Linked DNA regions of Homo sapiens: region 1 is linked to region 2. The links are chromatin contacts, found by Hi-C or POLR2A ChIA-PET in ENCODE. All regions are on one chromosome and are shown on one strand. Each heading gives the region's core, a stretch centred on a gene start or an enhancer-like site at or near the end of the contact. The rest is flanking DNA. Distances are from core to core; before and after follow the strand shown.

Evidence for each region. Hi-C counts contacts between places; a loop is a spot of excess contacts on that map. ChIA-PET counts read pairs that join two places held with the same protein, here RNA polymerase II (POLR2A). Pooled maps may share reads with other maps.
Region 1: a loop to region 2 is called in a pooled map, with 2.4 times the contacts of the local background. The contact joins the promoter of LINC02156 here to the enhancer-like site in region 2. A Hi-C loop is called at or near these places in 22 of 168 maps with a recorded cell type or tissue (B cell, CD14-positive monocyte, CD4-positive, alpha-beta T cell and 15 more), 15 of 37 single-sample maps with no recorded cell type and 21 of 50 pooled maps. POLR2A ChIA-PET finds 5 or more read pairs at or near these places in 4 of 52 experiments (CD4-positive, alpha-beta memory T cell, IMR-90, activated B cell and 1 more).

Annotation. Positions count from the first base shown.
Region 1 is chr12:47,413,747-47,416,872 of GRCh38, reverse strand. LINC02156 (long intergenic non-protein coding RNA 2156) reads right to left here and starts at 1,865. Exons shown (of 2, transcript NR_149087.1): 1 at 1,641-1,865.
Region 2 is chr12:47,031,900-47,035,460 of GRCh38, reverse strand. No RefSeq gene overlaps it. Among named protein-coding and RNA genes, the nearest start is that of PCED1B, 46 kb to the left of the region's middle. Within about 2 kb of position 1,525, at least 7 of the 41 ENCODE cell types and tissues checked have a DNase peak (open chromatin) inside an H3K27ac peak, as active enhancers do; they include PC-9, where a contact is called at or near this core.

The DNA.
Region 1 (3,126 bases), core at 616-3,115, 380 kb before region 2:
ATGTTGGCCACCCTGGTCTCGAACTCCTGACCTCGTGATCCACCTGCCTTGGCCTCCCAAAGTGCTGGGATTACAGGCATGAGCCACCGTGCCCAGCCTGGGGTCTCTTTTATAAGGACACTCATCCCATTAGTGCCATTAGCTCTGCCCTCATGATCTGGTTGCCTCTAAAAGGCCCCGCCTCCTAATACCATCACCTTGGGGCATCGGATTTCAACACATGAGTTTTGTGGAGCACAAACATTCAGAACATAGCAGGATCCAATGATTAATTCATTTTGTGAATTGTTACTTGCAGTCCTATAACTATGCCACAGTGTTACCTTAGAACGTTAATTAAATGTGAACTGCTCTTCCAGGCCAACGATAGTACAAAATCTACAACAATTTTTAGTTTCAAGTATTTTACCTGACACACTGAAACTTTTCCAAAGCATGAAAACATATTTTTTAAATGTTCTTCAAATTGAGTGGATTTCATCTTTCTCCAGTCACCTACTTAGAACTGAAATACTCATGTTTGTTGGGGAGTACAGCCTCAGCTTTCAACTCATGAGATCCAAAGAGACAGTGGAACCAAGTAGCTCTCTTTTTTTCTTTTTTTGTAGGTGAGTCAGAAGCCAGCCTGTGTGTTACAGAAGGAAGTTCTCCCCTCTGCCTATGAGCTCGTTTTACATCACCCAGGAGAATCTTTCAGACTCTAATCATATTGGCCAAGGTTCTTCCATCACTAGCATGACTATTGACAGGAGAAAGTATCAATAGAACAGGACATGTTCAGATTTAGAAGGTAGAGCAGAGTGAAACAAAGTGAGTGTAATAATTCCTACAATAGGCCGGGCTCGGTGGCTCACGCCTGTAATCCCAGCACTTTGGGAGGCCGAGGCGGGCGGATCACGAGGTCAGGAGATCGAGACCATCTTGGCTAAGACGGTGAAACCCCGTCTCTACTAAAAATACAAAAAAAATTAGCCAGGCGCGGTGGCGGGTGCCTGTAGTTCCAGCTACTCAGGAGGCTGAGGCAGGAGAATGGCGTGAACCCGGGAGGCGGAGCTTGCAGTGAGCCGAGATAGCGCCACTGCAGTCCGGCCTGGGCTAAAGAGCGAGACTCCATCTCAAAAAAAATAAATAAAATAAAATAAAATTCCTACAGTAATTTTTATGTACTTCATGGTAGTACATAAAAATTGTGAAAATGAATATGCTGCGTGGAGTTTTTTTTTCTCCCAGTGGACACACAACATTGAATGATTCATTCACTGTTGGAGCAGAATTTTTTACCCTGGATCAATTGTGTGCCTTCCTGATGATACTTTAATAGAACAAGTGGGCACAGAGTGACAGATGATGACGGGAGGCTCAGACACAAAGTAGAACTACTGTTGCCTGGAGCCAAACAAAAATTATACCATTTAAAAACTCAGAATCCAAGAGCTAATATGTTGTCCACAAAAGAACAAAAGGCAGAAAGTTTATGCTAAAATGAGGTAAGTTATAAATGTCAGTAACTCATAAAATGGGTATGTCCCATTGGGACCTAAAGAGTTAATATATAAAAGGAAACAGATTGAGGTCAGGTAGCCTCATGAAAATCTCAAATGCTGTGACACAGAGACAAACGTGGTACTGACGACTCATACCTGGGCTTGATCCAAGAGGCCTTTTCGAAAGTAGAGGCCTTTGTCTCTCCAGACCTGAGCCTCCTTTTTTGAAAGGGACTCTCTCTGATGTCCATGGAGTTGAAAGAGAAGCTCTGCTTTATTGGAGAAACTCCTTTCTACAGAATCACCTGCACGAAGGCAGACATTTGCAGGGAAATGAGACTGGCTTATATGATTAATTCTATCAAATGGATTTAAAATTAATCCACAGAAAGATAGAAAGAGGAAATGACACTCTGACAATAGCAGGTCTTCATGATGTTCTTTCCCCCATAATTTACTCCAAGTGAAGGTAGAAACCAGGACACAGAACTTTTGTCACAGATGGAAAAAGAAAAAGGGATGCCAGTCATTTTGTTCTAATTCATTTGCATTAAAAAAAAAAATCCTTCCCTCCTGGTTTCCATAGCTACTCCACCCCCTCAGTCTTCATTTGTAACTTGTCTGAGGGACAGGTCAGGGACTAGTGGCACCGGTGCCTTCTCACCCCCACCACAGAAGAGGGTGTCAGAATCACATGCCCTGCATGATGCTAATCACCCCAGCGCCCCCGACAACAGCAAAGCAAACCCAAACAGAACCCTCTCAACCTAAACAATCTTCCTTTCCCCTTTTAACTCTGAAGCTCTTATAAAAAACAGATATTTCAAGGATGTCCTTTAAGCTAAATACAAACTAGAACATTGAGGTAAAACACAATTATCTGCCCTAAAGTAAAAATATAGATTTTTAATATTTCCAATAAATATATTTCAAATCACCAGTTTGAGGTGTGGAATAAGTTCATATTTATTTTAGTGTTGAAACCATAGTAAGTGGAAAAAAAAAACCCTCTAGGTTGACAAGAAGACCAATCTTTCTCCTAGGATTTCCCTCCCCAGTTGATTTCTAGGGACCCTCAAGTCCATCCTGGTGGTTTTTGGTCACCACCACCCAGGAACACATTCTCTGGTCCTCACTTCATCTTCTCACACCTTCCTGAAATTGTTCCTGAAGACTGTTTTCTTTCCCATGACTATTCATTCCAAGTGTCAGTAGCCTTCCCTCTCTTAATGTTCTCAAAATAGAAAGAAAGGGATCCAGGCAGGGATATTAACAACTCTTTACTGAATGTCCAGGAATGTTCATTCTTGAGAACCTCAGGCCCTGAGTAGAACCTCAGGGTCTATGCCAAGTTCCTGACAAGCTCACATGGCATGGGATGATCTCATCCCCTACTAGGGAGAAACCTCTGGAGCCAGGGCCCTAAACCCCTCTGCTCCTTGTAAACAGAAATGTAAAGGTGTAATGAGCAAACACATGCAAAGACCTTTGCACACCTGGTACATAGTGCTTAATAAGAGATAACTGCTACAATAAAGATTAGGAGCTAGAAAAAGGCAAAATTTGCCTTTGGTTGTCATTGCTTCTTCTTTCTTTGATTCCCTTCCTTCCTTCATCTCTCTGCACCACAATATATCTAATT
Region 2 (3,561 bases), core at 276-2,775:
CCACAGTCTAAAACAGATCCTGATCTCCAAAGAGGGGAAAGATATATATATTTAAGGAGACATGATGCCTCCTCTTTGAATTTCTAGTTCAACATGGAAAGACTGAATGTAAACAGGGGGTAAATCCTCAAAAAGATGAACTTCCTCCCTCATCATCTTACTCCAGTGAACTCTGTTGAAATAGCAGTAACCATAGGCATACCTGTGGACTGTTTGTTGCCTAGGCTCTCCTAGCCAGCATGCAGAATAGAGAGGACAGTAGTTGTTCAAATGGGTAGAAGATAGCAACAGGAGCATGTGGGGTACATTAGTGTCTCACGCTGTGGGTCCGCCAGCCTAATTCCTATCCCATGCCCGCTTTTCGCTAGCCACCTTCTGGCCAGGGTGGCTTTGTGACACAGCTCTGACGGATAAGATAAAACAATGTCTATGTGCTGGGGTCTCTGGGAAATTTTTTGTTTTCCTGATAAAAAAGCAAAAAATGGGCTAACATGACTCATTTTGCCCTTTGTTCTTCCCCCTTCTCCCTGCCTGGAACATGAACAGATGTGATGTTTCAAAATGTAGCAGCCACCTTACAACCACAAGGCAGCAAATATGAAGACAAATGCCTCCAAGCCAAGGATGGTGGTGAAGGAGTGGTAAAGACAGACGAGCCTGGGTCCCTGATACATTAGGGAGCTATTTTCCCAGCCCTGGACTGCCTACCTCCCTGGCTTTTGTGTTGTCTGAGACAAATAAATGTCTTTTTGTTTAGCTGAGTATTGGTTGGGTTTTCTTGCCTTGGAATGGATTCCTGAGAAATAAATATAGCATGCAGCCCAAAGCTTTACACGATGTGAACCTTAATTGCAACATTTACCACAGTATCTTATAATCACAGTTTTATTTCTTTTTTAGTAGTCATGACTTTTTTGTAGGTAGGACTTTGGGCTTATTTATTTCTATATCTACAGCATATACTAGGCATTCAGTAGAAGTTAGATGAGTGAACCCACTTCATTTGATAAATTGTGATGAGTGAACTTGCAAATCAGAAACCAGTGCTATGGAAAGATTTCCCCAGGTGTCTGGTTCAGTCAGGAGAAGGGTGACGCTCCTGTAAGGAAACCAGGTATACCCAAGAGAAATAAAAACTCATGAGTCATCACATGGACTTTTGTGGTTTCTTTTATTTCTGGGTGCATTATGACAAAAACAAATAAAATATGCTAATACATTTTAAAAACAGACATTTTTTTCCTGATAATGAAAACACATGCTCTTCTCAAACATAAAATTAACCTTAATAGGAGAAGGAGTGATAGGAAAAACAAAACAGAGAAAAGGGCAGGATAATTTTTCTCTCCTTATTAACTTGCTGCTCACTCATGGAATGAGCTTTTCTTTTACCAGAAAAATCTAGGCATTTGTGTTGAAGACTCTAGAGCAATGACTGATTAAGAAATGCTCGCTCTTGATCTTATCGGCTGTATTCAGGGAATGTTCAGTGGCTGTGTCACGTCGCAGATGTGCTTGCAAAGGTTATTCCTCAGGACTGTGTCTTTCCCCATCTGCCTTCTCTGTTGCCTGTGGCTGATTCCATTTTCTTTAGCATCACAAAGCTCCTGAGCCAATTTACCCAAAGGCTTTTTGTCATTTGTATTTCAGCTGCCACTTCTCTATGCAGTTTCTATTTTAAAATGCTTATATAATAACTTTGGGTCTGCTAGGGTCTTTTGCCTCTGAAGATTTTAATCAGATTGGCTTGAATACCCATTTTATGCCCTGTGGAAAAACCCACTGTCTTCTCCAAGATGTCTCCTAATTCCCAGGAGACTTCCACTGTTCTCATGGACACGCCTGGCTTCCACTTGTTACTGCTGATGAATTTGTGCTTTCCACTCTACCTGGACTAATACCTTATTTTTACTTTGAATCAGCAGAATTGTGGAACTTTGTCCCTTTATCTCATTTGTATTTCTGATTTGAATAAATCAACTGATTTATAGCTCTAAATACAAATAACATGGAACACTTCTAAGTACGGTGTAAAACTTTGGTGGATATGTTTTAAGCACACTATAGTTGGCACTGGCATGCCAGAAATGCTCCAATGACCAGTTACAATAGGTGATGGAGAGGTAACCTTGCACAAGAGAGCCACAGTCCTTGTCCCTGCAGAGCGGCAGACAGAAACGCAGGAACCAGTGAGGAATGGAAGTGCCAGGGTAGGATACGGGAGGCCACGGGAGCCAGGAACACTCTGTGCACTATGTCAGCACATGGTTGTGAAAGAGGCTGTGTAGTACTGTTTCTTATGCTGATCAAACAACTCAGCTGAGTTGTAATCTCACTCAAGTTCACTATTTCTTATGTATTGGATTTCTTTACTATGTAATTTCTGCTTAGAAGCTCTAATAATTCGATCAATCTTGGAAAATCTAACCACTAGTATATTAGCACCATCAAAAATCATGCATGTTGTAGAGAAGTTGGTTATTATGATATGTACTTATATGTTCCCAGAAAGAAAAATGCTCCAAGTTTTGTAGCAAAACTTGATTTTCTTAAAACCTTAAGTAAACACAGGATAGACCTTATGTCTTTGTATGAATTATCTTTTTTCAGTTTTAACTTATGAGCAAATGGCTAAATTTTTTTCTTCTTCGTCTTGCCAGCTCTCTGTGTGTGTGTTTTGATAAAGGTGGGCTTTAGGGCCATCTAGTGGCTTCTTGAATAGGAAATTCTAAAAATTACCATTAAGCTGAATAGGAAAACCCCCACCTTCTCTCACCAAATATTCTCTCTTTAAATTTGTTACATATTAGCTCTTAGGAGTTTAAAGACAGATATTGGAAAACTTGTGGTAGTTCATATATATTCTTTTTCTTTTTCCAAATGAAATGTTACCATATTTGCATTTCCTTTCAAATAACATGAACACTGTAATGACCCATGTGCGTTCTTGGATTTTTGAGCACTGATGGAATGCTGGCATCTTGTGGATTGGTTATGAAGTTTTAGTCTATCCTGGCAGCTTTGAAGTTTATAGCCTCAACCTTTGTATCTTTCATAATATCCAGTTCAAAAAAAAATCAGCCTAGGCCTTCACATTTATGCAGTGTCTGATGATTTTAAGGTTGTGAAAGGAAAATAAATCTCAGGACCCCAATCACTAAGCCAAAAAGAAAAGTCAAGCTGGAAACTTCATCAGGCAAACCTGCCTCCCATTTTATTTCTAAGTAAGATAACTACAAAGATTTTTAAAAGCTATATACCTCCTTCACCTATAAAATACAGATTCATTGAGCCAGACTAAGGCTTAAGTAACTATTCCTCTACCCGAGTCTCACATGCAGATTGTGTATTCAGTGAAAGGCTGATCAAAGACTCAAAAGAATGCAACCATTTGTCTCCTATCTACGTATGATCTGGAAGCCCCCTATACAAGTTATCCCGCCTTTCCAGACTGAGCCAATGTACATCTTACACATATTGATTGATGTCTCATGTCTCCCTAAAATCTATAAAACCAAGCTGTACCCCAACCACCTTGGGCACCTGTCACCTGGACCTCCC